3 separate regions of the Homo sapiens genome follow, and all the other regions are linked to region 1. A link is a loop called in an ENCODE intact Hi-C map of the cell type or tissue named here. Cell type or tissue: B cell. All regions are shown on one strand. Links, peaks and the distances in the headings refer to the core of each region. The heading gives the core; the rest is flanking DNA. Region 1 holds the start of ZNF90 (zinc finger protein 90). Region 2 overlaps LOC105372310 (a long non-coding RNA gene). Region 3 holds the start of TSSK6 (testis specific serine kinase 6).

Region 1 (10,727 bases), core at 1,364-9,363:
AAAGAAAATATGGTATGGTCAAATGTGGTGGCTCATGCCCGTCCTCCCAGCATTTTGGGAGGCCAAGGCAGTTGGATTGCCTGAGTTTAGAAGTTTGGGACCAGCCTAAGCAACATGGCAAAATCCTGTCTCCACAAAAAATACAAAAAGAAAAATTGGCCAGGGGTGGTAACGCAAATGTGTAGTCCCAGCTACTTGTGAGGATGAGGTAGGAGAGAATTGCTTGAGCCTGAAAGGTTCAGGCTAATGTATGTCAGTATCATGCCACAGCACTCTAGCCTGAACAATAAGTAAGACCCTGTCTCCAAAAATAAAAGATTTAGTAAAAACAAAATATGATACATAAACATCATGAATACTCTGTGGCCATTAAAAGAAATGATTATGTCCTTTGCAATAACATCGATGATGCTGGAGATCATTATTCTTAGAAAACTAATGCAGAGCCTGGGCGTGGTGGCTCAGGCCTGTAATCCCAGCACTTTGGGAGGCTGAAGTGGGATAATCACCTGAGGTCGGGAGCTTAAGACCATCCTGACCAACATGGAGAAACCCTGTTGCTACTAAAAACACAAAATTAGCCAAACGTGGTGGTGCACGCCTATAATACTAGCTACTTGGGAGGCTGAGGCAGGAGAATCGCTAGAACCCAGGAGTCAAAGGTTGCAATGAGCCGAGATCGCAACATTACACTGCAGCCTGGGCAACAAGAGCAAAACTTCATCTCAAAAAACAAAACAAAAAACAAAAAAAAAAGAAAACTAATGCTAAAGGGGTGGCCTGCCCCTCCACACCTGTGAGTATTTCTCATCGGGTGGGACTAGAGACTGAGAAAAGAAAGAGACACAGAGACAAAGTATAGAGAAAGAAAAGTGGGCCCAGGGGACAAGAGCTCAGCAGATGGAGGACCGGCACCGGCACCAGTCTCTGAGTTCCCTAGTTATTTACTGATCATTATCACTACCATCTCAGAGAGGGAGATGTGGCAGGACAATAGGGTAATAGCGGGGGAAGGGTCAGCAGGAAAACGTGAAGAAATGTCTCAGTGTCAGAAACAAGGTTAGAAAATGTGCTGTGTTTTGATGTGCACATACATAAACATATCTGGTGCATTAAAGAGCAGTATTGCCACCAGCACGTCTCACCTCCAGCGTTAAGGGGGTTTTCTCCTATCTCAGTAGATGGAATATACAATCAGGTTTTACACTGAGACATTCCATTGCCCAGGGAGGAGCAGGAGACAGATGCCTTCCTCTTATCTCAACTGCAAAGAGGACTTTCTCTTTTACTAATCCTCCTCAGCACAGACCCTTTATGGGTGTCGGGCTGGGGGATGGTCAGGTCTTTCCCTTGCCATGAGGTCATATTTCAGACTATCACATGGGGAAAAACCTTGCACAATACCTGGCTTTCCTAGGCAGAGGTCCCTGCGGCCTTCCACAGTGTTTTGTGTCCCTGGGCACTTGAGATTAGGGAGTGGTGATGACTTTTAACAAGCATGCTGCCTTCAAGCATTTGTTTAACAAAGCACATCCTGCATAGCCCTAAATCCATTAAACCTTGAGTGGACACAGCACATGTTCCTGCAAGCACAGGGTAGCGGGTAGGGTTACAGATTAACAGTATCTCAAGGCAGAAGAATTTTTCTTAGTACAGAACAAAATGGAGTCTCTTATGTCTACTTCTTTCTACATAGACACAGTAACAGTCTGATCTCTCTTTTCCCCACAAATGCAGAAACAGAAAACCAAATGCATGTTATTATTTATAAGTAAGAGCTAAATAATAAGAACACATGAACACAACAGGAGAATAACAGACACTGAGACCTAGTAGAGGGTGGAGAGTGGGAGGACCATGAGGATCAGAAAACAGACATGTTTGGTGCTATACGTAGTATCTCAGTGATAAAATCTGCACACCAAACCCCCATGACATAATTTTAGCTGTATAACAAACCCATATGTGTACCCTAAACCAAAAATAAAAGCTACAAGAAAAAAAAACAGGCCAGGCGCGGTGGCTCACGCCTGTAATCCCAGCACTTTAGGAGGCCGAGGCGGGTGGATCACGAGGTCAGGAGATCGAGACCCTCCTGGCTAACATGGTGAAACCCCGTCTCTACTAAAAATACAAAAAATTAGCCGGGGGTAGTGGCACGTGCCTGTAGTCCCAGCTGCTCAGCAGGCTGAGGCAGGAGAATAGTGTGAACCTGGGAGGCAGACCTTGCAGTGAGCCGAGATCTCGCCACTGCACTCCAGCCTGGATGACAGAGCGAGACGCCATCTCAAAAAAAAAAAAAGAAGAAAGAAAGAAAGAAAAAAAACAAATCCCTGTGTGGGAAAGACTGCAATGTAGATGAACAGACTGATTTTCGCTACAGATAGTGGCCCAGGTGGGGCCACACTCTGATTTATTTCTGTATGCATGCAGGCAGATGAGATTATAAAGAGGAGGTCCAGACCTTTAGGTTGATGGAGAAAATAGGTTGCTGCTGCAGATTCAGTGTCTGGGGGTGGGGATATGCCAGGAGACTTGTAGACACTTGTGGGTTCTTGGCAAGAAACACTAGGATCAAAAATGCTGGCTGGGTGCGATGGCTTATGCCTGTAATCCCGGCACTTTGGGAGGGCAAGGTGGGTGGATCATGAGGTCAGGATTTTGAGACCAGCGTGGCCAACATGGTGAAACCAAGTCTCTACTAAAAATACAAAAATTAGCTGGGTGTGGTGGCACTCACTTGTAATCCCAGCCACTTGGGAGGCTGAGGCAGAAGAATCGTTGGAACCTGGGAGGCAGAGGTTGAAGTGAGCCGAGATGGCACCACTGCACTCCAGCCTGGGCAAAAGAGCAAGACTCTGTCTCAGAAAAAGAAAAAAAAATGGCATAATGAAGTTCCTGAAGGTGGTGCCTAGTCCTGGGAGGAGTATGGGCACGTCTATGTCTAGTGTGTGTGTTTGTGAGTAGGTGGGAATCCTATTGTGGCACTTGCAAGAAAAGGGGGGTGTCTGTCATCAGAGCTCTTTTCCTCTAAGTTTTCAGTCCTCTGTCACCCTGGGAGAAGATCTGGAATCACAGGACAATGGGCAGTGTGACAGCCTGTGTACAGGAGAGCCTCCTATTCCCAAACACCCAGAGTTTTATTCCAGGCCAGGCCTCCGTGATATCTTTTGCTGGCACCAAATCTGCAGAGTTTGCTGAACGTCAAACAACTCTCCAACAACAACTCATTATCTAACATTTGAAATCTGACACCACCCAGAGTCAGCACAGACCCCGTTTCAGTGCTCAGTCCCACAACATTGTCCTCACTGCAGATGCCAGTCACAAACCCCATGGCCCATCTATGCTTCTCACCTATTGTTTGAAAATTGGGGACACCCAAATAATTTGCTAGAGCTATTCACAGAACTCAGGAAAACACTGTAGTGATGTTTACCGGTTTAATGTATAAGATGTGGCCCAGGAAAAGCCAAATGGAAGAAATGCATAGATCAAAGAAAAGAGAACTCTTTCCAGCCAGCGCTGAGAGATGGGCATCTCTTGGGACAACTGGCACAAACGCTGCAAGTCCAGGGGCAAGAGAAAGCCCTACCACAAGAAGCAGAAGGATGAGTTGTGGCGCCCGGCTGCCAACACCAAGATTGGCCCCCGCCGCATCCACACAGTCCGTTTGTGGGGAGGTAAGAAGAAATACGGTGCCCTGAGGCTGGACGGGGGAATTTCTCCTGTGGCTCAGAGTGTTGTACTGGTAAAACAAGGATCGTCCATGTTGTCTACAATACATCTAATAACGAGCTAGTCCGTACCAAGACCCTGGTGAAGAATTGCATCGTGCTCATCAACAGCACACCGTCAGGACGGTGGTACTAGTCCCATTATGTGCTGCCCCTGGGCAGCAATTCTTGCTGACCTGCAATTCTTGCAGCCTCAACATGGAGAAACTCTGTCTCTACTAAAAATACAAAATTAGCCAGGTGTGGTGGTGCATGCCTGTAATCCCAGCTACTCGGGAGGCTGAGGCAGGAGAATCGCTTGAACCCAGGAGGCGGAGGTTGCAGTGAGCCGAGATTGTGCCATTGCACTCCAGCCTGGGCAATAAGAGAGAAACTTCATCTCAAAAAAAAAAAAAAAGAGGAAATACGATGAAAGGAAAAAGAATGCCAAAATCAGCAGTCTCCCGAAGGAGCAGTTCCAGCAGGGCAGCTTCTTGCTTACATCGCTTCAGGGCCGGGACAGGGTGGCCGAGCAGATGAGATTACAGGCGTGAGCCACCGCGCCTGGCCTAAAACAAAATATTTCTCAATGAAACTTTTCTTAAGCTTATATGCCTCCCTCAAGCTCCTGAACTTTGAGCTACCCTCAGTCTGAGTCAACATACAACCACATTTTACATCCCTCCTAAGAACATGCTGATTTCAGAGTAAGACATTCTCTGATATAAAATCTGACTTTTGCACCCTCCATTTGCCATTCCCCTCCCACCTCCTTTCTAAACTTCTTTGCTCCTCCCTAGGGAAGAAAGCACTTTTCTGCCTACGTTTTTGCAAGCCATAAAGACGTTATACTTTGTTGGTACTTCCTCCTGTTGCAATATGTTTTTGGAATTCATTTTTTTCCATAAATCTAACGTTTTTATTTTACAAAGTCAAACAAGTGCCTCAAAACAATAACATCATTATCAGTAAGACCCATCCAGTTTCCTTTCATCTTAATCTTAACTGCATCTGCCTGGACAAACTCCATCTCAAAAAAAAAAAAAAAACCCTCCTTTTGCAGGCTTAATATTAGCCTTAGCTCGGAATCACTAGGTTCAAGCTTTAATTTCCATGCCAGAGTTATTCACTGGGTTTTTGAAACTAAGTGTTGGAAAATACAGTGAAGTTACTAAAACACAGTGTTTACATAAAGGATGGAAATTTTAAGATGCTTACTTTTTTTTTTTTTTTTTTTTTTGAGGACTCTCCCTCTGTCGCGCATGCTGGAGCGCGATGGAGGGATCTCAGCTCACTGCAACCTCTGCCTCCCGAGTTCAAGCAATTCTCGGGCCTCAGCCTCCCAAGTTGCTGGGATTACAGGCGCTTGGCACCACTCCAGGCTAATTTTTGTATTTTTAGTAGAGAGAGGTTTCACCACGTTGGATAGGCTGGTCTAGAAATTTGACCACGTGATCCGCCCGCCTCGGCGCCCCAAAGTGCTGAAATTACAGGCAGGAGCCACCGCGCCTGGCCGGGAAGGGGTTATTAGCCCTAATGCAGTTCTGTTTTTGTTTTCCCTCCATTGGCTGGGGTCAGACCGCACAATCTAAGCTGATCCCGGTTGGCTTACACTCAAGCTTTTTCCAAATCGGGTAATGCGCGATTTGTGAGAAAAGGAGAAGGGAGAAGAAGGGGTAGGGGTGATTTACAACTTTTCCAACTTATGACCAGGAAGTTGCGTCTTTGAAGAAGAACTACGTTGTACTAACAACCCTTTACCTCAAGTGATCCGCTCGCCTCGACCTCCCAAAATGCTGGGATTACAGGCATGAACCACAGCGACCGGCCCCATAAGTTTTTAATAGGAGAAAAGAGAAACTGTCAACCCCATGGACCAAAGCTCTTCCCATTCATGAACCTGCACCCCGAGTCAGGATTCTCCCCCGAGAACCCTCCCGTGCTCCCTGCACAATCTGGGAGAGACGCAGCGCTGTGGGTGCAGAGCTGCCCAGAGAGGGCTCCAGGCCAGGGCAGGGAAGAGACAGGACGCCGCGGGGCCCGGCTGTCGGCGCTGTTGCCATCTTATGGCTGAAGGGGACTGAGGCCGAACTGGGCAAGGAGAAGTCGGTCGCAGATTGTGGAGCTGACTGCGGGGAGGCCTAAGTCCCGCCACAGCCACTTCCCATCGGTTCCAACCAGTCCCTCCCCTCTCTCGGAATGCTGGAAAGGCACTCTCACCATTTCTAGGCTTCCGGGGGTCCCTCAGCTGTGGATCTCCCAATACCTGCAGGTCACAGGGCCACAGAGGCTGGAGAAGAAGACACGAAGCAGCTAAGACCAGATTTGGAGCACCAGCTGCAGCAAGAGACAAATGGCCGCGCCAAACCCGAAAGCCTTCCTCTTCGCTCCAGCTGCCTGCATGATTGGACGGTTTCCAACCCAGCGTCCCTGATTGGATAATGCTTAAGGCCCCGCCTCCTCAGTCCCTGAGTGACAGAAGATGTGATCACATGCTGGGCTGAGTGAAGAAAGAGTCACAGCCTCAGCTGCAGCCTTTTCAGGCCGGGCTTCCTCCTTGAGCTGAGCCAGGCCCACCGGAGAGCATGGGAAAATTCTTTTTTACTCTTTCTCTTTTTGAATGTATTCAAAAGGTGAACAGAAGTATTTGGCTGTCATATTAATAATACAAAAAATTTTTGTTCAAGAGAAAACTTTTACTTTGGTAATAGTGTATTATCAATACGAAAGCTAATTTTAATAAAACCTTGTAAGTAAATCAAATTTGTCATTTTTGACCTCTCGAGACTTACATATACATCATATATATTTTGTAATCTAATGTAATTTTTTTAACTTTTTATATTTTATTTTTATCTACATTCTTTTTATTTTTTCAATTTGAAACAACTTTTAAGTAATTTCAAACTGTTATAGGAGACAGAAAGGAAATCATTTAGGGCCAGGCGCGGTGGCTCACGCCTGTAATTCCAGCACTTTGGGAAGCCAAAGAGGGCGAATCACTTGAGGTCAGGAGTTCAAGACCACCCTGGCCAACACGGTGAAACCCCATTTCTACTAAAAATACAAAACCTTACCTGGGCGTGCTGGTGCACACCTGTAGTCCCAGCTACACCGAAGGCTGAGGCAGGAGAATCTCTTGAACCTAGGAGGTGGAGGTTGTGTAACCGCCCAAGGAGTTTACCTTGCCCTTTGCCCAGACAAAACCAATTCATCAAGACAGGGGAATTTGTGGAGGAAAAGTTAAATATTTAATTTGAACTCAATTGAACGTGGACACAAACAATGGTCACCAAGTCCTGGAAGAGGTTGTGTGAGCCCCTTGAGGCGTTCATCCAGTGCTATTTTAGAGAAATCTCTATGTCAATCTATTCAATCTATTCCTATACATTCGTTATTGAAAAACAATAGACAAGGCCGGGCGCGGTGGCTCACGCCTGTAATCTCAGCACTTTGGGAGGCTGAGGCGGGCGGGTCACGAGGTCAGGAGATCAAGACCATGCTGGCTAACACGCTGAAACCCCGTCTCTACTAGAAATACAAAAAATTAGCCAGGCCTGGTGGCAGGCGCCTGTAGTCCCAGCTAGTCGGGAAGCTGAGGCAGGAGAATGGTGTGAACCTGGGAGGCGGAACTTGGAGTGAGCCGAGATCGCGCCACTGCACTCCAGCCTGGGCGACAGAGCGAGACTCCGTCTCAAAAAAAAAAAAAAAAAAGAAAGAAAGAAAAAGAAAAACAATAGACAATCACAAAAACAAGTTGACCTTTCTGTGTTCCTTGAGACCAGTCATGAAGGGCCCTGGTGACTAGGCCTCATGCTGAACAACTCGTTACAAAAAGAGCTAGGTTCCCAGACCGCGCAGAAGCGTCATTATACCTCTCCTGGTCTGTGCACCGATGGGTGGCCAACTCTGGAGCCCATCCTGTTGCTTTCCGGTCTGGTGGTGAATCCTCCATAGTCTGGTGTGGAGTCAAAGTTAAATAATAAATTTGTGCTAATTGAACGTGGACACAAACAATGGTCACCAAGTCCGGGAACAGGTTGTGTGAGCCCCTAGAGGCGTTCATCCAGCGCTGTTTCAGAGAAATCTGTATTTCAATCTATTCCTATACATTCGTTCTTGAAAAACAACAGACAATCCCAAAAACAAGTGACCTTTTTGTGTTTCTTCAGCTCAGTCGCGAAGGGTCCTCATGACTAAGCCTCGTGCCAAACAACTCATTACAAAAGAGCTAGGGTCCCAGACTGCGCCAAAGCTTCGTGACAGCTCTCCTCACCTGTGCACAATTGTTAGCTTGCTATTGGACTTTACTGGAAACAAAACACCTCTGCTTTAACCATGATGTCTTTATGAGGCCTAAATTTCCTGTTATGATTTAGGTCACGAGTTCCCTCAAAATCCACAGGAGGCCAAGATGTGTGGATCACGAGGTCAGAAGTTTGAGACCAGGCTGGCCAACATGATGAAACCCCATCTCTACTAAAAATACAAAAACTAGCCAGGTGTGGTGGCATGCATCTATAATCCCAGCTACTCAGGGGGCTGAGGCAGGAGAATCACTGGAATCCCAGGAGGCAGAGGTTGCAATGAGCTGAGGTCTCACCACTGCACTCCAGCCTATGTGACAGACTGAGACTCCATCTCAAAAACAAACAACCGAAAAACATAACCATTTCTGATGAAGAAAGGGGTGGGAGCAGCCAGTTAACTGAACTAGTAGACATCCTCTGAGCTCTTCGAAAGGAAGGAAGAAGGATTTGTCACTTGTATACCAACTCTTGCTCAGTAGCAAATGGTCTTACTACCTGGATGCCCCAATGACAACAAAACAAATGGTTAATTGGGAATAAAGAGGTATGGGGAAAACAATACTGGGAAGATACATGAATTCTGGTACACACTACCATTATCATTGTTTTCCTGTATTAATTAATTTATTTTTTTTGACACGGAGTCTAGCTCTGTCACCAGGCTGGAGTACAGTGGCTCAGTCTCGGGTCACCAGGCTTGAGTGCAGTGGCTGAGTCTCAGCTCACTGCAACCTCTGCCTCCCAGGTTCAAGTGATTCTCCTGCCTCAGCCTCCCGAGTAGCTGGGATTACAGGCATGCACCGCCACGCCCAGCTAATTTTTGTACTTCTCTAGTAGAGGCGGGGTTTCACTGTGTTCACCAGGGTGGTCTCAATCTCCTGACCTCGTGAACAACCCACCTCAGCCTCCCAAATTGGTAGAAGTACAGGCTTGGGCCACCACTCCTGGATCTGTTTTCCATGATGATGCTCATGCATCTCTGCTTTTCTTGACAGACTATTTAATCAGCAGGAAGATCGACAGGCCAAAATTTCCACCATAAATGCAAATTTGAATGTGGATGAATGGATTACAATGTGTTCAAGCCTTGCAATGAGAGGCATTATAGTGTTTGGTGGTATAATTGATGGTGATTACTGGGGAGAGTTAAAGGTTGTTTTATACAATACCACTCCAGATTCTTTTGCTATAAAACCACAAATGTGGGTTGCTCAATTATTAGTGGTACCTTGTCAACAATTAACCCCTGAGGAAATCTCTGTCCCAACAGAGGCTACATACAGAACTCGGGGATTCAGATCCACTGGTTCATGTAGCTTAAATCCTGGAGCCAATATATGGGTACAGCATCCATCAGATCCCACCCCTAAGTCTGGTGACCTTGTAGCTGTGAAAACAGAAAATGAAGGCATAGTACAATTTCCTAAAGATGAAAAACAATATGATGTTCCTATCCTTTTTTGTTATTACAGGGAATAATCTATCTACTAATGGTCAGCACCTGTGTCTTTGTGTCTGAGGCCAAGAATAAATTCATGAACTGGGTAGCCACCGCTGCAATAGAAGCCAATCACAGACAATGTTTTCTATACGTCGAGTTGCCAAAGGCCGCCAGGAATGGGCTACCTTGGAGAATCATCCTGACAACATTTCTGAATGGCTATGTAGTTACCAACGGGGTCACAACAACACTTGTAGTCCAACCTGTACTTCCTTTGACCACACTAAGCAATCTATCTTTGCCCAAGTCAGACAAAAGGTGAACTCCACATTCTCCTTTCATCAAAAGCCTTGGTATCCTGCCCAATATTCCTGGAATGGTATATTTTGGAAACCAGCTGTGCTGGTGCCTGGATTCCCTATAGCCCCCGCTTAGTCTGGAGGCCTTAAAAGGTTCCTCTAATATTACTCTGGGGTTTCTCCAGACAATTGTCAACACATACTCCAAATCAACATTGCCCCCAGTGAACCACAATCTCTTTCCTACTTTAATAATACATGAGTACACTGTGATTACAGTAGCTCCATTGCTGTCCCCTGGGGGAGCCCTCTGGGTATGCAGATCCTATGAGTGGTGATACCTGTCCCCACACTGGACAGGGAGATGAACTTGGGGATAGCCATTAATTCCATTCACCATCCGGGTTAATATTCCTCTCCCAAGTAATTTAGATACTTACAAACATCACTGGTTATGAATGTGCCAGCCTCCCTGGCCTCCCTGGTGGCAGTACCCTATCACAGTATTCTCCCCTGCCACTGGTACAATCCTGCTTCAGCAACAAACTAAAATATTAAGGTTATATGTAGAAAAAGCTCTTAATGATATTAGCACTAGACTTATGTTGTTACCAGATAAATTTGCTCAGCTGAGTACTGTTGTGTTGCAAAATCAAATGGCATTAGATATGCTTACCGCAGCCCAAGGAGGGATTTGTGCCATATTGCATGCTAAATGTGGTGTGTATATCCCTGGCAATTCTCACAATATGACTCTCCTTAGAAAGCCATGCTGGGTGTGGTTTTTATTAATTGTGCTTTTAATTCTCCTGTCCTTACCCTGTATCTGTAATCTATATCGACTATGCCTTCCCTATGTATCTGTAAGGGTATTTTCCTACAATTGAGTATCCAATTGAGGCCAAAGGTGGAGAAAAAGTTAAATTTGAATTGAATTGAATGTGGACACAAACGATGGTCA
Region 2 (10,727 bases), core at 1,409-9,408, 160 kb before region 1:
GAAAATCAGTCCCCTATGTGGTATGAAAATAATTATGTGGCAGGCAAATAAACTGAGGAGGCTGTAGTCCTCAAATTCCTACTTCTAAAATAAAAAAATCTAAACTCAAGGACATTTTTTGGTTAATTACTACATTAGGGGTAGGGCCGGGTGTGGCGGCTCATGCCTGTAATCCTAGCATTTTGGGAGGCCGAGGCAGGTGAATCACGAGGTCAGAAGATCAAGACCATCCTGGCTAACATGGTGAAACCCCATCTCTACTAAAAATACACACAAAAAATTAGCCGGGCATGGTGGCATGCACCTGTAGTTCCAGCTACTTGGGAGGCTGAGGCAGGAGAATCACTTGAACCTGGGAGGCGGAGGTTGCAGTGAGCCGAGATCATGCCATTGCACTCCAGCCTGGGCTATACAGTGAGACTCCGTCTCAAAAAAAAAAAAAGTTTTACATTAGGGGAAACAAAATTCAGGCTTAAGCAACTATAAACTGTCAATTAAGCTCTGATTACATAACCAGGAAATTTCCACCTTAATTGAACAAATTAAGAACCTACATAACCATACCTGAGCAATTATTGAATATAGTTTTCTTCATCATGCACCCTATAAATGTCTTTCCTTCAAGCTCCTCCCATGGACCACAAACTACAAACTATAGCTGGGTGCTCGACAATTCTTGAATCACTGTTTGATTAAATTATTTCCATTTTGGCAGAGACACTCATACTTTTTTTTGTTTTTTTGTTTGTTTTTTTGTTTTTAGACAGAGTCTTGCTCTGTCGCCCAGGCTGGAGTACAGTGGCATGATCTCAGCTCACTGCAACCTCCACTCCTGGGTTCAAGTTATTCTCTCACTTCTACCTCCTGAGTAGCCTGGACTAGAGACATTCACCATCACACCCAACTAATTTTTGTATTTTTAGTAGAGATGGGGTTTCCCCATTTTGGCCAGGTTTGTCTTAAACTCCTGACCTCAAGTGATCCACCTGCCTAGACCACCTAAAGTGCTGGGATTACAGGTGTGAGCCACTGCACCTGGCCCCATAAATTTTTTTTGTTTGTTTTTGAGATGGAGTTTTTCTCTGTTGCCCAGGCTGGAGTGCAGTGGCACGATCTTGGCTCACTGCAACCTCCACCTCCCAGGTTCAAGCAATTCTCCTGCCTCAGCCTCCTGAGTAGCTGGGATTACAGGCACACGCCACAATGCCCAGCTAATTTTTTTGTATTTTTTTAGTAGAGATGGGGCTTCACCATATTGTCCAGGCTGGTCTTGAACTTCTGACCTCAAGTGATCTGCCCACCTCAGCCTCCCAAAGTGCTGGGATTACAGGCATGAGTCACCATGCCCAGCCGCTGGCCTCATAAATTTATAATAGGAGAAAAGAGAAATTGTAAACCCTGTGAGATATAATAGATCTCATCCTCCCAAGTAGCTGGGATTACAGGCATGTGGCACCATGCCTGGTTAATTTTTTGTATTTTTAGTAAAGACAGGGTTTCTCCATGTTGGTCAGCCTGGACTCGAACTACCGACCTCAGGTGATCCACCCACCTCGGCCTCCCAAACTCCTGGGATTAAAGGCGTGAACCGCTGGGCCTGGCCTAGCTGCAGCCTTTTCAAACAGGGCTTCCTACCTGAGCTGAGCCAGGCCCATTCCAGAGCATGGGAAAATTCTATCTCTTTTCATTGTCTCTCTTTTTGAATGTATTCAAAAGATGAACGGAAGTATTGTGCTGTCATATTAATAATACATAAAATTTTTGTTCAAGAGAAAATCAACTTTTACTTGTTAATAGTGTATTATCAACACTAAAGCCAATTTTAATAAAACCTTATAAAGCTGGTGCAGTGGCTCACACCTATAATCCTGGCCCTTTGGAAGGCTGAGGCGGTCGGATCAGGAGTTCAGGAAATCGAGACCATCCTGGCTAATACAGTGAAACCCCGTCTCTACTAAACATAAAAAAAATTAGCCGGGCCTCCTGGTATGAGCCTGTGGTCCCAGCTACTAGGGAAGCTGAGGCAAGAGAATCGCTTGAACCCGTGAGGTGGAGGTTGCGGTGAGCCAAGATCGCACCGCTGCACTCCATCGTGGGCAACAGAGCAATATTTTGTCTCAAAAAATAAAAATATAAATAAATAAATAAATACAACCTTGTAAATAAACAAAATTTGTCATTTTTGACCTCTCAAGATATACATGTATATTTTGTAATCTCTTGTAATTTTTTGAACTTTTTATATTTTATTTTTATCTGCATTCTTTTTATTTTTTCAATTTGAAACCACCTTTAAGTAATTTCACATTGTTATAGGAAACAAAAAGATATCATTTAGTGATAACCTCAGTGGCTCACGCCTGTAATCCCAGAACTTTGGGAGGCCTAGGTGGGTGGATCACTTGAGGTCAGGAGTTCAAGACTAGCCTGGCCAACATGGTGAAACTCCATCTCTACTAAAAATACAAAAAATTAGCAGGTTGTGGTGGTGCACTTTTGTAGTGCCAGCTACTCTGGAGACCGAAACAGAAGAATCGCTTGAACCCAGGAGGTGGAGGTTGTGTAAGGCCCAAGAGGTTCACCTTGCCCTTTGCCTAGACAGAGCTGATTCATCAAGACAGGCGAATTTGTGGAGGAAAAGTTAAATAATAAATTTGAACTCAATTGAACGTGGACACAAACAATGGTCACCGAGTCCCAGAACAGGTTGTGTGAGCCCCTTCAAGCGTTCATTCAGTGCTGTTTTGGAGAAATCTCTATTTCAATCTATTCCTATGCATTAGTTATTGAAAAACAATAGGCAATCGCAAAAACAAGTTGACATTTTTATGTTCCTCGTGCCGGGTCATGAAAGGCCCTCGTGACTAGGCCTCATGCGAAACAACTAGTTACAAAAGAGCTAGGATACCAGACTGGGCTGAAGCTTCATGAGACCTCTTCTCATCTGTGCAGGAATGAGCGGCCGACTCTGGAGCCCAAGCTGTTGCTTCCCATCTGGTGGTGAGGCCTCCACTGTCTGGTGAGTGCAATGTCCGATGCTAGAGCCCAGGCTGTTGCTTCCCACTCTGGTAGTGAATCCTCCATAGTCTGGTGAGTGTAAATATATATATATTTTTTCCTTTCTCCTCTTCCCATTGCAATTTGCTTATTATATCAATCTACTTGTTATATCAATCTGCTTATTATATTGATTTGCTTATTACATAATTTGCTTATTATATCTGCATTGCTATTTACGTGGAATGAAGCTTGTTTACCCTTAAAGGTATTGTGTGTGTGTCTTTCCTTCTCCCCCTCGTGCGTTTCCCGCACAGAACACTTTTGGTGTCACAAACAGGATTCAAAAACAAAAGTGTGCCACTTTTTAGCAACAAGGGCAGGGCGGGAGGCTCGAGGACTTCCCATATCCCCGGATGGAAACTCCCCCAGTTCTCTCCCTTGGCAATTGAATGGTCAAGGGGAACCGGACTTTGTAAGAATTGGGAATCTAAATTAGTGCAATTTAGACCTTTGTGCGTGAAGTGCTGCAGGGAATTCCAGTCAGCAAAGGAGACGCTGAGGGGATCTCCCAGAGTGGATGGTGTTTCCTTACTGCTTATAAGATAATGTGTCAAGATAGGGGCTGGTTGCATCCTATGAAATGCAGGGAAATAATTCATTTTACCAAAGGCTAAGCCTAAAATACTAGAATTTGCAACCCCTACCACTAAAAATGAGGCTCAGAAATTTATTGGCTTGTTTGGATTCTGGAGACATCATATTCCCCACTTGGGTAACATGTTACAACCTCTGCATGCAGCCACCAGAAAACGCTATGACTTTGGGGAGAGAAAGAGATCATGGCTTCCGAACAAGATAAACAAGCAGTGCAACTGGCCCTGGATCTATGACCCATTTGGGATGGTCCCGTAGAACTGCAAGTAACTGTCCTAGATCAACATGCTAATTGGAGCCTTAGGCAGAAACAAGATGGGAAGAGGTACATTTCTGGTTTTGGACCCAGAAACTGCCAGAGGCCAGCAAAGCTTATAACCCTTTCGAGGAGCAATTGTTAGCTTGCTATTGGGCTTTGCTGGAAACGAAACACCTCTGCTTCAACCATGATGTCTTTATGAGGCTTGAAATTCCTATTATGACTTGGGTCATGAGTTCCCCCGAAACTCACCAGATAGGGCACGCCAAGGGGGAGAACTGGGGGAGTTTCCATTCCGGGATTTGGGACGTCCCCAAGTTTCCAGCCTTGGGCTCCAGAGTCAGACACCGCACTCTCCAGGCTGGAAGATTCTCCACCAGGCCAGGAAGCAACAGCATGGGTTCCAGAGTGGGACACCCGCACTCACCAGACTATGAAGGACTCACCACCAGACCAAGAAGCAACAGCCTGAGCTCCAGAGTCAGACACCACCCTCATCAGACTGTGGAGGATTCACCACCAGACAGGGAAGCAACAGCCTGGGCTCCAGAGTTGGCCACTCGTCCGTGCACAGACGAGGAGAGGTCTCATGAAGCTTCGGTGCAGTCTGGGACCACAGCTCTTTAGTAACGAGTTGTTTGGCATAAAGCCCAGTCACAGGGCTCTTCAGGACAGGGCTTAAGGAACACAAAAAGGTCAGCTTGTTTTTGTGATTGTCTATTGTTTTTCAACAATAGTAGCTGTAATCCCAGCTACTCAGGAGGCTGAGGCAGGAAAATCGGGTGAGCGAGACCCCGCCACTGCACTCCAGCCTGGGTGACAAAGCGAGACTCCGTCTCAAAAAAAAAAAAAAAAACATTAGCTTTAGTATTGATAATACACTACTAACAAAGTAAACGTTGATTTTCTCTTGAACAAAAATTTTATGTATTATTAATATGCCAGCAAAATACTTCTGTTCACCTTTTGAATACATTCAAAAGGAGAGTGAGTACAAAAGAGAATTTTCTCATGCTCTGGGGGGGGCCTGGGTCAGCTCAGGAAGGAAGCCCTGCCTGTAAAGGCTGCAGCTTAGGCTGTCTCTCTTCACTTAGCCCAGCATCTGATCACATCTTCTGTCACTCAGGGCCTGAGGGGCGGGACCTAAAGCATTATCCAATCAGAGACGCTGGGCTGGAAACCGTCCAATCAGGCACGCAGCTGGAGCGACGAGGACGGCTTTCCGCTTTTGGCGCGGCCTTTGTCTCTAGCTGCAGCCGGCGTTTCAGGTCTCGTCTTCACTGGTCTGTGTCCTATTCTCCTGGAGGCCCAGCCTCTGTGGCCCTGTGACCTGCAGGTATTGGGAGATCCACAGCTAAAACCCCAGGACACCCTGGAAGCATAGAAATGGTGAGAGTGCCCGGCCGACATCCCGAGACAGGAAGAGGGGCAGGGTGGAACTGGTGGGAAGTGACTGTGGCGGGACTCAGGCCTCTTCGCAGTCAGCTCCACAATGTGCGCCCCAAGTTCTCCTTGCCCAGGTTGGCCTCAGCCCCCTTCAGCCTTAAGATGGCGACTGCGCTGACAGCCGGGCCGCCAGGCCTCCTGTCTCTTCCTCTCGCAGTGACTGTGCCATGGCCTGGAGCCCTTTCTAGGCAGCTCTGCAGCGGCAGCGCCGCGTTTCTCCCAGATTTTGCAGGGACCATGGGAGGGTCGTCAGGGGAGAATCCTGACTCGGGATGTGGGTTCATGAATGGGAAGAGCTTTGGTCCGTGGGGTTCACAGTTTCTCTTTTCTGTTATTAAAAATGTGTGGAATCCGGGAGGTGGAGCTTGCATTGAGCCGAGATTGCACCACCACTCCAGCCTGGGCGACAGAGGGAGACTCCGTCTCAAAGAAAAAAAAAAAGTATGGTGCCAGGTACGAAATGCCAGTAATCCCAACACTTTGGGAGGCTGAGAAGGGCTGATCACTTGAGGTCAGGAGTTGAAGACCAGCCTGGGCAAAATGGGGAAACCCCATCTCTACAAAGAAAATAGAAAAATTAGCTGAGTGTGATGGCGAATGTCTCTAGTCCCAGCTACTCGGGAGGCAGAGGAGAGAGAATCGCTTGAACCCAGGAGGCGGAGGCTGCAGTGAGCTGATATCACACCACTGCATTCCAGCCTGGGTGACAGAGCAAGACTTTGTCCTTTTTTTTTTTTTTTTTTTTTTTGAGACGGAGTCTCGCTGTCGCCCAGGCTGGAGTACAGTGGCGCGATCTCGGCCCACTGCAGGCTCCGCCCCCTGGGGTTCACGCCATTCTCCTGCCTCAGCTTCCCGAGTAGCTGGGACTACAGGCGCCCGCCACCTTGCCTGGCTAATTTTTTGTATTTTTAGTAGAGACGGGGTTTCACTGTGTTAACCAGGATGGTCTCCATCTCCTGACCTCGTGATCCGCCCGCCTTGGCCTCCCAAAGTGCTGGGATTACAGGCGTGAACCACCGCGCCCGGCCTAAGACTTTGTCTAAAAAAATAAATAAATACATAAATTATGGGAGTCACCGCAAAAATATCAAATAATTTAATCAGTCATTCAAGAGCACCCAGCTATAGTTTGTAGTTTGCGGTCCATGGGAGGGGCTTGAAGGAAACATTGATAAGGTGCATGATGAAGAAAACCATATTCAATAATTCAATACGTATAGTTATGTAGTTTCTTTGTACAATTAAGGTGGAAATTTCCTGGTTATGTAATCAGAGCTTAATTGGCAGTTTATGGTTTTTTAAGCCTGAATTTTGTTTCCCGAATGTAGTAATTTAGCAAAAACTGCACTTGAGTTTAGATTTTTATTTTAGAAGGAGGAATCCGAGGACTAGAGCATCCTCAGTCTAATTGCCTGCCACTTAATTATTTCCACACCCCACAGGGGACTGATTTTTCCCTAGCATTTTTCACATGTGTCCTAAGCAGGGCCTGAAATGTACCCCACGTTCCTCAATTAATCATTTTTTTTAAAGCATTGCATAACACTATTGAAAAGACTTGTTTTCTCTTTGTAAATATTTCCCAGAAGAAAGCAAAGAATAATCCCCTGACACTGTATTGTAAAAAATATCTGTGCCTGCATTTCTTTTGTTGTTTTTGTTTTTTGAGATGGAATCTGGCTCTATTGCCAGGCTGGAGTGCAGTCGCGCGATCTCGATTTACTGCAACCTCCGTCTCCTGGGTTCCAGCGATCCTCCTGCCTCAGCCTTTCCAGTAGCTGGGACTACAGGCGCGCGCCACCACGCCCAGCTAAATTTTTGTATTTTAAGCAGAGACGGGGTTTCACCATGTGGGCCAGGATGGTCTCAATCTCTTGACCTCGTGATCCACTCGCCTTGGCCTTCCAAAGTGCTGGGGTTAGGCGTGAGCCACCGCGCCCGGCTCCTCTTTTTCTTTTATTTTTCCAGAGAACTTACCAAAATGTTTTTGGGTCAAGATTACCCTTTGTAAACTTTGTAGGGTGATGTGTCCTCAGCTATCCTTCAGTTTTTTTTCTGGGCCTGAGTTTTAGTACTTTCTGGGAATAAACCAAGATACCCACCATGGCTATGTCTGGTAGAGTGTCTAGTGACTATTAGCTCTTGGGTCATTTTCTCCCATAGGACCACCTGAAGTATACAGTGTAGCCTCTCAAAAGAGCAGGTGACAGCCTTGGGGCTGAAAGGCATCTCCTGTTGCACTTCTTCTTTTTTCTTTTTTTTTTTTTTTTCCTGAAAAGCTAACCCCTTGAGGCTGGGTGCAGTGTCTCACGCCTGTAATCCCAGCACTTTGGGAGGCCGAGGTGGGTGGGTCACCTGAGATCAGGAGTTGGAGACCAGCCTGGAGGCTGGCCAACATGGTGAAACCCCATCTCTACTAAAAAATACAAAAAATCAGCCGGGCATGGTGGCAGGCGCCTGTAATCCCAGCTACTCGGGAGGCTGAGGCAGGAGAATGGCGTGAACCCGGTAGGCGGAGGTTTCAGTGAGCCGAGATTGCGCCACTGCACTCCAGCCTGGGCGACAAGAGCAAGACTCGATCTCACAAAAAATAAAGAAAAGCTAACCCCTTGAGACATGATTCTCTTCACCCAACCTAGCTTCCAATTCTTGGAGACACATTGCTTGTCAGCCAACCAGATGCTGGTATCGAGGGGAAAACAAATAATTTCTGTCCCCTAGATTTTCTTGGCGGGGGCAGGGGGGGGGTGGCAGAAAAATAGTGAAAAATTTGTTTAAAAAAAAAACACTCCAAAAGACAAAAAAAACTGACCCCAGTGAGATGGCGTAAAAATTTAGGAAGTAAAATGCACCTGGAGGACTCACTGGGTCATATCGCAGTGTCTCCTGGGAGGGTGGTTATTGAGCACGTAAATGAGCAGGATGGGGTGGGTGATTCGACCTGTACCTTGAAACGATCTGTTCACTTATTTTGACCTCCCTTTTTTTTTTTCTTTTTTGAGACAGTCTCAATCTGTTGCACAGGCTGGAATGCAATGGCTCAATCTCGGCTCACTGCAACCTCCACCTCCTGGGTTCAATTGATTCTCATGGCCTCAGCCTCCCAAGTAGCTAGGACTACAGGTGCGCACCACTAGGCCCAGCTAGTTTTTGTATTTTTAGTAGAGATGGACTAGGCTGGTCCCAAACTTCTAGTCTTAAGTGATCCACCTGCCTTGGCCTCCCAAAGTGCTGGGATTACAGGCGTGAGCCACTGCACCCAGCTGACATGTTTTTTTAACTAAAATTTGCATTTTATTAGTAGGGCTTGAAAGTTAAGAAAATATTTACAAAGAAAATAAAATATGAGTTTCAAAAAATTAATATCTAATCATATATTCCATTTGTTAATCATTCTCATTTATCTTTTTCTTTCCCAGAGTGAGTTTAGGAATTTTCTCAGGTGTGTTTTTTATGGCTGAGTGATTTCAAACAGAATTCCAAGCCTTAACTTTAAGAATGCTAGCTACCAAGGGAAAAAATAAGAAAAATCTCTCTTTCATTTTGGCTGTAGACAATGAATATATTTCCACAGGAAAATGTTGTAGATAATTGAGTTACATAAATTCATCAAAACATCAGTACCTCCTTTTGCTGGGTAAATTTGTGACAGTGAATAAATATCTCATGTCTATATCCTGTTGTCTTCATTTCTGAATGTAATGCTAAATTATATGTGATGAAACATGGTACCTTCTACAAGTGTTCCCATATGACTAATTTGTTACTACATTATTTTTAATAGAAATAATAAGATAATACATATATTGTCTGAAAGAAGTAGGTATATTTGCTTTTCTTATGAAGGTATAAAATGCAAGCACTTTAGCCAGGTGCAGTGACTCATGCCTGTAATCCCAGCATTTTGGGAGGCCGAGGCAGGTAGATCACTTGAGGTCAGGAGTTCCACACCAGCCTTCCCAACATAGTGAAATTCCATCTCTACTAAAAATACAAAAATTAATAGGGTATGGTGGCGCATACTTTGTAGTTTCAGCTGCTTGGGAGGCTGAGGGAGGAGAATGACTTGAACTCGGGAAGCAGAGGTTGCAGTGAGCTGAGATCATACCATGGCACTCCAGCCTGGGTGACAGGGCAAGACTCCATCTCAAAAAAAAAATTAAGCACCTTAAAATTTCCATCCCTTATATAAACACAGTGTTTGAGTAATTTCACTGGATTTTTTGAACAGTTTCAAAAACCAAGTAAATAACTCTCACATGGAAATTAAAGCTTGAACCTTGTGACTCCAAGCTAAGGCTAATATTAAGCCTGCAACAGGAGGTTATTAAAGGCCCAGTTAGTTATTCTTGGGGAACCTTTCCTGCAGATGTTTCAGCCTGCTCACCCGAGCCATGGAAGGAGCCTTCATCCTCAGAGAAACTGCAGAGCCCTGGAAAGCTGGGGCCCCACAGGCAGATGCAGTTAAGGTTAAAATGAAAGGAAACTGGGGGACGGTCTTACTAATGATGATGAAGTTGTTATTGTTTTGAGGCACCTTCTACACTTTGTGTAATACAAATGTTAGATTTATGTAAAAAAAATGAATTTCAAAAATGTATTGCAACAGGAGGAAGTACCAACTAACTATAAGATCTTTACGGCTTGCATAGATGTAGGCAGAAAAGAGCTTTCTTTTCTAGGGAGGAGCAAACAAGATTAGAAAGGAGGTGGGAGAGGAATGGCAAATGGAGGGTGAAAAAGTCAGATTATAGAAAAGAGAATGTCTTACCCTGAAATCAGCATATTCTTAGGAGGGACATAAAATGGGGTTGTATGTTGACTCAGACTGAGGGTAGCTCAAAGTTCAGGAGCCTGAGGGAGGGAGATAAGCTTAAGTAAAGTTTAAGAAGTATTTACTTTTAGGCTGGGTGTGGTGGCTTATGTCTGTAATTCCAGATCACAAGGTCAGGAGTGCGAGACCAGCCTGAGATGGTGAAACCTTGTCTCTGCTAAAAATACAAAAATTAGCCACCTGCGGGGGCACGTGCCTGTAATGCCTGCTACTCAGGAGGCTAAGGCAGGAGAATAGCTTGAACCTGGGATGCAGAGTTTGCATTGAGCTGAGATCATGCCATTGCACTCCAGCCTAGGCAACAGAGCAATACTCCAACTCAAAAAAAAAAGGAGATATTTTATTTTAAGCCTGGCATGGTGGCTCACCTGGAATCCCAGCATTTCAGGAGGCCAAGGCATGCAGATCACCAGAGGTCACAAGTTTGAGACCAGCCTAGGCAACATGGTGAAACCCTGTTTCTACTTAAAATACAAAAATTAGCCGGGCATGGTGGTGGGTGCCTATAATCCCAGCTACTCGGGAGGCTGAGGC
Region 3 (10,727 bases), core at 1,578-9,577, 560 kb after region 1:
TAGTGTTTGCCAGGGGTGGGATGATTGCTAATAGGGAAGACGGGGTTTCTTTTGGGTAATGAAAGTGGTCTAAATTCTGATCATGGCAATGGCCATACAACTTTGTGAATATACTAAAAAATCAATAAATTGGACACACTTCACTATATTATTATTATTTTTTTTGAGATGGAGTCTTACTCTGTTGCCCAGGCTGGAGTGCAGAGGCAAGATCTTGGCTCACTGCAACCTCCGCCTTCCAGGTTCAAGCGATTCTCCTGCTTGAGCCTCCCAAGTAGCTGGGATTACAGGTGTGCACCACCATACCCGACTAACTTTTGTATTTTTAGTAGAGACAGGGTTTTGCCATGTTGGCCAGGTTGGTCTCCAACTCCTGAGCTCAGGTGATCCATCCGCTTTGTCCTCAAAGGGCTGAGATTACAGGCATGAGCCACCGCTCACAGCCATTAAATTGGACAGACTTTAAATGGGTGAGTTGTGTGGTATGGTATTGGAACCTCAATAAATATATTAAAGACACAAGATGAAAAGGAAAGGGCTGCCTGCTAGGCTCAGGAGGGAGTGGGGACAGGAGAACTGGGTGTGGGAGATAGTGGAGGAGGTGGGGTGAAGTCACTTCAGAAGCGGCATGGATTAAAAGGGGCCTGAGCCAGCCGGGCGCAGTGGCTCATGCCTGTAATCCCAGCACTTTGGGAGGTTGAGGTAGGTGGATCATGAGGTCAGGAGATCGAGACCATCCTTGCAGTGAGCTGAGATCGCGCCACTGCACTCCAGCCTGAGTGACAGAACAAGACTCTGTCTCAAAAAAAAAAAAAAAAAAAAAGAGAACAAAAAGCAGCCTGAGCCAGCCCATCATGTCCTGGGACGCTGGCAGTGAGTGAATGGCTGACCCAGGCAGACAGAAGGGAGTGGGTGCCAGGCTTGGGGCCACCAGGCCTTGGACAGGAGCACAGAAGGTAGGTCTGGTGGGAAGGCCACTGTGGACCATGGCTCAGGAGAGGCAGGAGAGGAGGACAGAGGGAGAGGAGGCAGGGCCTGTGTGTTTGCTCTTTTTCTGCAGAGCAGGCTTCTTCTCAGAGGTCCTCCTGGCACATCCTGGCTTAAGTGGGCCCAGGTTATCCCAGGCCTCACCAACAACTAGAAATCCTGGCATGATGTGTTGTATCTCTTCAGCTCAGCTGTGAGCGCTTGGGGACAGGGCCCGGAACCATGTGCTCACTCAACAATGAAAGCAGGGCCATAAACAAAGAGCACACCAGCATAGGGGTATCCTCCTCACTCCTCCACCGGGAAAGGCTGGGGTGGGTGTGTATGTGCTGTAACAAAAGTCCACACCATTAGGAGACACAACCCCAGGCAGTGGTATTTAGGGCACTGTCTGGCACAGGGGGGGCCACTGCTCTGTGGTGAACTGGGAGAGGACCAGGGTATTTATACAAAAATGAGATGCTGGAAGCAGGGAGCTCAGGGAGCCTCCAGGCCTGAGGTCCTTCTGTGGCCTGGTCTGGCTGCAGGTCACACAGGTGCATATTTGGAAACAGACCTTGTGCTGCACACCTGAAGGGGTGGGGTAGCCCAGGTTACACCGGAGAAGAATGAGACTCGGCCAGGCGTGGTGGCTCATGCCTGTAATACCAGCACTTTGGGCGGCTGAGGCAGGGGGACCACCTGAGGTCAGGAGTTCGAGACCAGCCTGGCCTACATGGTGAAACCCTGTCACTACTAAAAATACAAAAAAAAAAAAAAAAATAGGCCGGGCCCAGTGGCTCACACCTGTAATCCCACCACTTTGGGAGACCAAGGCGGGCAGATCATCTGAGGTCAGGAGTTTGAGACCAGCCTGACCAACATGGAGAAACCCCATCTCTACTAAAAATACAAAAAATTAGCTGTGCATGGTGGCACATGCCTGTAATCCTAGCTATTCGGGAGGCTGAGACAGGAGAATCGCTTAAACCTGGGAGGCAGAGGTTGCGGTGAGCCAAGATTGCACCATTGCACTCTAGCCTGGGCAATAAAAGTGAAAACTCCATCTCAAAAAAAAAAAAAAAAAAAAAAAAAAAAATCGCAGGGCATGGTGGCGCCCACCTGTAATCCCAGATACTAGGGAGGCCGAGGGAGGAGAATCGCTTGAACCTGGGAGGCACAGGTTGCAGTGAGCCGAGATCACGCCACTGCACTCCAGCCTGGGTGACAGAGCAAGACCTGGTCTAAAAAAAAAAAACACACACACAAAAAACAACAACCAAAAAACAAACAACGCCAGGCGTGGTGGGTCGTGCCTGCAATATTAGCACTTTGGGAGGCCGAGGTGGGTGGATAACCTGAGGTCAGGAGTTCGAGACCAGTCTGACCAATATGGTGAAACCCCATCTCTACTAAAAATACAAAAATTAGCCGGATGTGGTGGCATCCAACTGTACTCCCAGCTACTCGGGAGGCTGAGACAGGAGAATTGCTTGAACCCAGGAGGTGGAGGTTGCAGTGAGCCAAGATCGGGCCACTGCACTCTAGCCTGGGTGACAGAATGAGACTCTGTCTCAAAAAATAAAAAAGAAAGAAAGAAAAGAAAAAAGAAAAATGAGGAAATAGAATGCATTATATTCCTCCAATGTGTTCTGGGACAGCACTCATGGGCCAGATCTAGCCTGAAGCCTCTTTTTTTTTTTTTTAATTTTTGGTAGAGGTGGGGGTCTCACTATGTTGCCCAGGCTGGTCACAAACTCCTGGGCTCAAGCCATCCTCCCGCTTCAGCCTCCCAAAGTGTGGGGATTACAGGCATGAGCCACCTGGCTCACAGGCAATCTGTTTTTGTAGAGCCCCCAGGCTAAGAACACTTTCCATTTGTAAATGGTTGTCTCAGTAACTGAAACTTTCTGGCCAGCCAAACCCAAAATACTTGTCATCTGTCCCTTTTATAGAAAAAGTCTGCCAATCTCAGTTCTGGGATACAAGAAAAACAAGAGGAGGTTGGCCGCGGTGGCTCATGCCTGTAATTCCAGCACTTTGGGAGGCTGAGGCTGGAGGATCACTTGAGCCCAGGAGTTTGAGACCAGCCTGGTCAACATAGCTGCACCCTGTCTCTACAAAAAGTAGAAATAAAAAATAAAAAAACCAAGAAGGGGCTGGGGAGGACTTTTCACCTCACACTGATTTTTCTACTGTCTGAATTATTACGTTTTTAATTACCATGCTCATTTTTGTGTGTGTGTTAAAATTGAGGAATAATGTGCATAACATGTAATTTAAATGTAAAGTTTGATTTGTTAAGAGACATGCATTCTGCCGAGCACGGTAGCTCATGCCGATAGTCCCATCACTTTGGGAAGCCGAGGTGGGTGGATCACTTGAGCCCAGGACTTCGAGACCAGCCTGGGCAAGATGGCGAGATCCCATCTCTATAGAAAATACAGAAAGCTGGGCGCATGCTTGTAATCCCAGCTTCTCAGGAGGCTGGGGTGGGAGGATGGCTTGAGCCCAGGAGGCGGAGGTTGCCAAGAAATCACTCCAGCCCAGGCAACAGAACCATACCGTCTTAAAAAAAAAAAAAGAAATGTATGTATTCACTCTTAGATTACGTTTAAAAGTTTCTATTTGTCTGTTAACCTGGGGACTGAGTATGGGCGCCTTTTAAGTTCTCTTTTTCAATTTTCTGTGCTGAGCCCGATAACAAAATTTAACGTGTTACTTAAACATTTGAAAACTTTACGCCGGGCATGGTGGCTCACGCCTGTAATCCCAGCACTTTGGGAGGCCGAGGTGGGCGGATCATCCGAGGTTGGGAGTTCGAGACCACCCTGACCAACATGGAGAAACCCCGTCTCTACTAAAAACACAAAGTTAGCCAGGCGTTGTGGCACATGCCTGTAATCCCAGCTACTCAGGAGGCTGAGGCAAGAGAATCGCTTGAACCCAGGAGGCGGAGGTTGCGGTGAGCCGAGATGGCGCCATTGCACTCCAGCCTGGGCAACAAGAGCAAAACTCCGTCTCAAAAAAAAAAAATTGAAAATTTAAAGAATATGGATTCCTGTGACACCATGCAGGCGGGGGCTGCCAGCAGGGAACCACTGCATAGAACATCTTGTAAATTCCCTCCAGGTTCCGGGTTGCGGCCTCAGCTTTGCCTTGGGGAGCCGCGGCCTTCTTTGGGCCTCAGTTTCCCCATCTTAGAAATCCAAGGGTGGCTGAGGGCCAGAGCACAGGCTATGACTCAGTTTAACCCACTGTAAAACGTAAATAACTAGAGGGACCGATTTCCTGGGCTGTTACGAGAAGGAAGAGGAGCTGGGAAAGACCTCAACAAACTGCAGCACTTAGCGTTATTACAGAAGCTATGATGGATCCCCGGGCTCCGCCTCCGGTCACACCGCCGGGAAAACTGAGGCCCGCCTGTGTCCCCGGAACCCCGCCCCCGAGCCCCGAGTGCCCAGACTCTGAGACCCCGGCGCAGAGTGATACTGACCCGACAGTCCTCGACGCGGCAAGTTCCGTTTGTAGTCGATGGGCCCATAGCCCCCCGGCGGAGGCATGTCCTGCTTCACCTTTGACGCCGCCATACTCGCAGTATCCCACACTTCCGGTCCCGGGCGGAAGTGACTTACTGCCACCGCCATGATGAGTGTGGCGGAAGCACTTGAGATGGTCCGCGGCACGGCTAGGAAGTCCCGGACAGTAGTGTAACTATCCGACCGCGCGGGAAAGCTCTGGCGGCGGACCCTGGGTAGGAATGCGCTGCCGGGCTGCAGCTGAGGGGTCTTTACTCCTCTTTTGCCCAGACAGGGCGTGACTCGCCTTGGTTCTTGCATTATAGGCCCTCGCGTTCACCTTGCCTCTGGGGTGTTGCGCAGGCCAGTCAGAAACTCCGAGCTCTCAAAGGAGCCAGGTGCCCCAGTTAAGGCCCCTTTTCCCGTTTTCGCCCCGTCTAGGGACTCTACGCGAAGCCCAGGGCTCCACGTAGTCACGGGCTGGGTACATGATGTTGGGGGGCAGCTGCTGCTCGAAGTCGGACTCACCCCAATCCCTGGAACGGATTCTGCTCCCTGGTGGTGATGGGTATCCCTTGCTAGTGGCCTCTCATCGGAAACTGACCATTCAGGATGATTATGAGTCACAAAGCAGGGAGGCTAGGGTGGCCCCGGGGCGGGGTCCCGGACCCCCACCCTAAGGCGGAGTGACGCCCGCAGTCACTTCACAAGGCAAAAATTGTTACGGGGCAATAAAAGGCACAACAGCGGCCAATGTCTGGCAGTGGGCACATGGGGGTGCGGGGGTGTAGGTGCCAAGCGCCATGGCTTAGACCCGAGATTGGAGTCCGGCCGCCCCCCGACAGCAGCCGCCTCCTGCCCCCCGTGCGCCCTAGGCGCCACCATGTCGGGAGACAAACTTCTGAGCGAACTCGGTTATAAGCTGGGCCGCACAATTGGAGAGGGCAGCTACTCCAAGGTGAAGGTGGCCACATCCAAGAAGTACAAGGGTACCGTGGCCATCAAGGTGGTGGACCGGCGGCGAGCGCCCCCGGACTTCGTCAACAAGTTCCTGCCGCGAGAGCTGTCCATCCTGCGGGGCGTGCGACACCCGCACATCGTGCACGTCTTCGAGTTCATCGAGGTGTGCAACGGGAAACTGTACATCGTGATGGAAGCGGCCGCCACCGACCTGCTGCAAGCCGTGCAGCGCAACGGGCGCATCCCCGGAGTTCAGGCGCGCGACCTCTTTGCGCAGATCGCCGGCGCCGTGCGCTACCTGCACGATCATCACCTGGTGCACCGCGACCTCAAGTGCGAAAACGTGCTGCTGAGCCCGGACGAGCGCCGCGTCAAGCTCACCGACTTCGGCTTCGGCCGCCAGGCCCATGGCTACCCAGACCTGAGCACCACCTACTGCGGCTCAGCCGCCTACGCGTCACCCGAGGTGCTCCTGGGCATCCCCTACGACCCCAAGAAGTACGATGTGTGGAGCATGGGCGTCGTGCTCTACGTCATGGTCACCGGGTGCATGCCCTTCGACGACTCGGACATCGCCGGCCTGCCCCGGCGCCAGAAACGCGGCGTGCTCTATCCCGAAGGCCTCGAGCTGTCCGAGCGCTGCAAGGCCCTGATCGCCGAGCTGCTGCAGTTCAGCCCGTCCGCCAGGCCCTCCGCGGGCCAGGTAGCGCGCAACTGCTGGCTGCGCGCCGGGGACTCCGGCTAGAAGCCGGGTGGTTCCAGCCATTCCTGCAGCCAAGGGCACTGGGCCAGGGCGGCGCACGCGCAAGAGGCGCGCTTCGAGGGAATATGCGAAGCTGCCGCGTGCTGCTGCACATGCGCTTTTTCCCTTCCGCTTCCCTCCCTTTCTTCCCACGGGGGAGTCCGCAGTTGCCCTTGTTCGGAATCCACGTTCCCCGCGATCCCGGGAGCTGGAGGCGCATGCGCATCCGCGATTCCCTGCGACCAGGCCCCGAGAGGGCGAGACCAGAGGGGACGGAAGCATTGCGCCTGCGCGGAACTCTCAGCCTCTGCGCGGAGGGCGTCCCTTCCCAACCAGCCGTGGGTGCCAGGTTCCCGGTTGGAACCTGCAATAAACTCGCTGTTCCTCGCACCTGGCTCTAACGGTGGCCCCCATTTGCGGACTAGTGGAGAAGCGATCGCTCCATCCGGGGAAGGCAGGCGCGGGTACCCTATTTTAGAGTCACGCATGTTGAGGTTATTGCTCCAAGACTCAAAAGGGAGTCGGGAGGATTCGAGCCTGGACCTTTTGAGCTCCCCAGTATGGGCAAACTCAAAGGAGCTTTGTTGTCCCCGGGTCGTGATGTCGCTGTGATGATGGGCTGGGAAGCAAGTGGACCCCAGCGCCTCGCCGTCCACATCTTTTAAGAATGGAACAGCCAGGGGTGGGGCGAGGGTGGCCTGTCTCCACGTAAAGTAGGAGTTTATAGATAAGGAAACTGAGGCCCACATGGATGTCACTTGCCAAAAGGCAGAGCCAAGGGCCAGGCGCGGTGGCTCACGCCTGTAACCCCAACACTGCGAGTCCGAAGCGGGCAGATATCTTGAGGTCAGGAGTTCGAAAACAGCCTGGGCATCACAGCCGAGACCTCATCTCTTGTTTGTTTGTTTGTTTGTTTGTTTGTTTTTTGAGACAGAGTCTCGCTCTGTCGCCCAAGCTGGAGTGCAGTGGCACGATCTCGGCTCACTGCAACCTCCGCCTCCCGGGTTCAAGCGATTCTCCCGCCTTAGCCTCCCAAGTAGCTGGGACTACAGGCGCGTGTCCCCCCACCCGGCTAATTTTTGTATTTTTAGTAGAGACGGGGTTTCACCATCTTGGCCAGGCTGGTCTTGAACTCCTGACTTCGTGATCCACCCGCCTCGGCCTCTCAAAGTGTTGGGATTACAGGCGTGAGCCAACGCGCCCTGGACCCTGCCTCTTAAAAAAAAAAAAAAAAAAAAAAAAGGAAAAGAAAAAAGAAAGAAAAAGAAAAACCCCGGGCGCGGTGCTCACGCCTGTAATCCCAGCACTTCGGGAGGCCAAGGCGGGTGGATCACCTGAGGTCAGGAGTTCGAGACCAGCCTGGCCAATATAGTGAAACCCCGTCTCTACTAAAAATACAAAAAAAATTTAGCTGGGCACGGGGGCGGGCGCCTGTAATCTCAGCTACTCGGAGGCTGAGGCGGAAGAATCGCTTGAACCCGGGAGGGGGAGGTTGCAGTGAGCCGAGATCGTGTCACTGCAGTCCACCGTGGGCAACAAGAGCGAAACTCCGTCTCAAAAAACAAACAAAAAAGACACAGCTGTGATTTTTTTTTTTTTTTTTTTTTTTTTTTTTTAGGACAAGGTCTCTCTTTGTTGCCCAGGCTGGAGTGGCACGATCTTGGCTCACTGCAGTCTCTACCCGGGTTCAAGCAATTCTCATGCCTCTGCCTCCTGAGTAGCTGAGACTACAGGCGCAGGCAACCACGCCTGGCTAATTTTTTGTATTTTTAGTGGAGACAGGGTTTCACCATGTTGGCCAGGCTGGTCTCGAACTCCTGACCTCAGGCGATCCACCTGCCTCGACCTCCCCAAAGTGCTGGAGTTACAGGCATGAGCCACTTCACCCGGCTCACAGCTGTAATTTGAACCCAGATCTAGCAACAGTGACGTTGCGGGGGTGGGGGAAGCCCTCCCTGCTGTGGGTCCCTTTCCTCTCGGGAAGAGGGGGTGGGGGAGTCAGGGCGGGGCTGGGCGAGATTCAGCTGGACTCACTAGCTCGTTCCTTCCTCTGTTCCTTCATGTAGTCATGCATTTCTTGAGCACCTACTGTCTGCCAGGCCCCAGAGCTCATGGCGAAGAGACTTGGGCCCATCCCTGCCGAAAACGAGACAATTGAAAAGTCAAGTAAAATAAAAGAATGACATGGAAATAAAATAATTGTAAGTTGTGCTAAATGCCAGGTAGAGTTGGGAGGTGTTCAAGGAGGGACTCTGGGCAGGGCGTGGCAGCTCACGCCTATAATTCCAGAACTTTGGGAAGCTGAGGTGGGCGGATCGCTTGAGCCCAGGAGTTAAAGACCAATCTGGGCAACACAGCGAGACGGCCATCTGTACAAAAAATTTAAAAATTAGCCAGGCATGGTGGTGTGTCTCAGTTACTTGGGAGGGTGAGGTGGGAGAATCGCTTGGGCCTGGGAGTTCAAGGCTGCAGTGAGCTATGATCGTGCCACTGCACTCCAGCCTGGACCACAGAGTGAGACCCTGTCTCAGAAAAAAAAAAAAAAAAAAAAAGTCAAGGGACTCTGAAGGTAAGAGAAACAGTCCAGGTTGTTCCCCAGGAAGAGGGGAGCTGGCGTGTTTGAGTAAGGCCAGTAAGCTTATTTGCCTGGAATAAGGAGGGAGAGAGGGAAAGGAGATGGCAAGGTAAGGAGGAAATTGAGAGAGGACCCCACAGAGCCTGGGAGTGGTTCCCATTTGGGGTATATGGGGAAATGTATTAGGTATATTAGGAAATCCTAATCGTGCCTACCTGCATATGAGCCCTACATAGCTGCTCCTCTGGTGGGTCTCCCCATGCCCAGCCCCTGCTCACTCAGTCTCAATGGCTTTCTGGTGCCCTGGTGATGCAGTGCCAGCTCTATCTTCATCCCTCCAAATAGATACATGGCCCTGTCCCCTTCAGTTTTGCAGATGAGGAAACCGAGGCTAAAAGAGGGGCAGTGCCTAGCCTCCAGTCTTGGCTGGACCACATCAGAGTGGAGGTAGAAAACCCAGCTCCTGGGGCCGGGCATGGTGGCTCACACCTGTAATCCCAGCACTTTGGGAGGCGGATCACTTGAGGTCAGGCGTTTGAGACCAGCCTGGCTAACATGGTAAAACCCCATCTCTACTAAAAATACAAAATTTAGTCGGGCATGGGTGGCTTGCACCTGTAGTCCTAGCTACTGGGGAGCCTGAGTCAGGAGAATCACTTGAACCCGGAAAATGGAGGATGCAGTGAGCCAAGATCCCACCAATGCACTCCAGCCTGGGCAGCAGAGCAAGACTCTGCCTCAAAAGAAAAAATAAATAAATAAAATAAAACCTAGCCCCTAGCCCCTCTGGTTTATTCGAAGGGTGCTGCTCCTGACTGGGGCCATGCCTCAGACTCCCCACTTGGAAAATGGGCAAAACCCCATCCTTGGGGTAGTGGGCATGGCTTCAGAGTGGGCGTAGCTTGAGTACTGGGCCCAGGACCTTCCCTAGACTCCCACTGCACTTAGCTAAAACCCACGCCCTTGCCCCGTCTTCCCACCCAGTCCCACCACATTGCCCTTTTTGTTCTTGACCTGCCATGCTGGCTCCTATCTCCAAGCCTTTGCACACTCCTGGCACTTTTCCCCTCTTCAAGCCTTGCCTAAAATGTCACCCCATGCCCTCCTCTCAAGGTGCTATATGTTTCTGTCTGGATAGCTCCTGCCACATCTCCGGGGCCCAGGGCATAGTGCATGCCATCTGTCCACCGACGAATCTGTGGGAGCAGATGGGGTCAGGGTCTCTGCCTGCCATGTGGCCACAGACCCAAGGCTCAATTCAGAGAGGATGAGATGTCGGGGACAAGATGTCAGGGACGAGGGGAGTGTCCCATTTTCTCAGCTGGAGAGGCTATTTGAGACCATGACCCAGGACCCGCCCCTTGAATCTGCCCCAACTGCACTGACAAGCCTGTGCCCAATCCAGGGAAGCAGAGCCTCACGAGGAACCAAGAGCCAAGCCCAGGAGACAGCACCCCATAGGAATGTTTCTCAGGCCAAGCAAGAAATGCCTGTAGCAAGCCTCTGGCCCCAGCTACACGGTAGGCTGAGGTGGGAGGATCGCCTGAGCCTGGGCAACAGAGAGCCTCTAGGCACTCTAGCTTGGGCAACAGAGAGCCTATCTCAAAAAAAAAAAAAAAAAAAAGTGGCTGGGTGCAGTGGCTCACGCCTGTCATCCCAGTACTTTGGGAGGCTGAGACCGGTGGATCACATCAGGAGTTTGAGACCAGCCTGGCCAACACGTGAAACCCCATCTCTACTGAAAATTAACTGGGCGTGCTGGTGGCGGCACCTGTAATCCCAGCTACTCGGGAGGCTGAGGCAGAAGAATCGCTAGAACCTGGGAGGCGGAGGTTGCAATGAGCCAAGATCGCGCTACTGGACAGGCTGAGGTTCAGTTTCTACCATGTTCTCTACCAGCTCTGTGCCCATAAGACCAGGCACTTGGGAGTTGTGGGGAAGGTATGAGCTCCCAGGCCGGAGGCAA

Evidence for each region. A loop is a pair of places that touch in the nucleus more often than their neighbours do. Peaks named below come from ENCODE experiments on the same cell type or tissue, not always from the same donor. Only the 100,000 strongest peaks of a DNase experiment are listed, where the experiment ranks them.
Region 2: it touches region 1 in a loop (9-fold over the local background); 5 of 110 quality-filtered maps call a loop at or near these places.
Region 3: it touches region 1 in a loop (6-fold over the local background); 2 of 110 quality-filtered maps call a loop at or near these places.

Annotation. Positions count from the first base shown.
Region 1 is chr19:20,073,345-20,084,071 of GRCh38, reverse strand. ZNF90 (zinc finger protein 90) reads right to left here and starts at 6,072. Exons shown (of 4, transcript NM_007138.2): 1 at 5,937-6,072. The coding sequence starts at 5,939. It also overlaps the pseudogene RPS8P11. RefSeq lists enhancers at 1,181-2,036, 5,650-6,129. In B cell, for the core only: no CTCF peak of the experiment used is centred there; DNase peaks (open chromatin) are centred at 5,321 and 6,141; H3K4me3 peaks cover 1,841 bases; H3K27ac peaks cover 404 bases.
Region 2 is chr19:20,232,863-20,243,589 of GRCh38, reverse strand. It overlaps LOC105372310 (a long non-coding RNA gene), which reads left to right. Exons shown (of 7, transcript XR_007067164.1): 2 at 2,953-3,090; 3 at 3,800-4,608; 4 at 5,040-5,302. Among named protein-coding and RNA genes, the nearest start is that of ZNF486, 71 kb to the right of the region's middle. RefSeq lists enhancers at 4,365-4,883, 5,395-5,905. In B cell, for the core only: no CTCF peak of the experiment used is centred there; DNase peaks (open chromatin) are centred at 5,079, 7,509 and 8,249; H3K4me3 peaks cover 1,025 bases; H3K27ac peaks cover 652 bases.
Region 3 is chr19:19,510,068-19,520,794 of GRCh38, reverse strand. It overlaps TSSK6 (testis specific serine kinase 6), which reads left to right and starts at 5,247. Exons shown (of 1, transcript NM_032037.4): 1 at 5,247-6,576. The coding sequence starts at 5,368. The coding sequence ends at 6,189. NDUFA13 (NADH:ubiquinone oxidoreductase subunit A13) reads right to left here and starts at 4,570. Exons shown (of 5, transcript NM_015965.7): 1 at 4,463-4,570. The coding sequence starts at 4,556. RefSeq lists an enhancer at 4,392-4,671 and a silencer at 4,882-5,001. In B cell, for the core only: no CTCF peak of the experiment used is centred there; DNase peaks (open chromatin) are centred at 4,604, 5,598, 6,149 and 6,458; H3K4me3 peaks cover 1,712 bases; H3K27ac peaks cover 1,266 bases.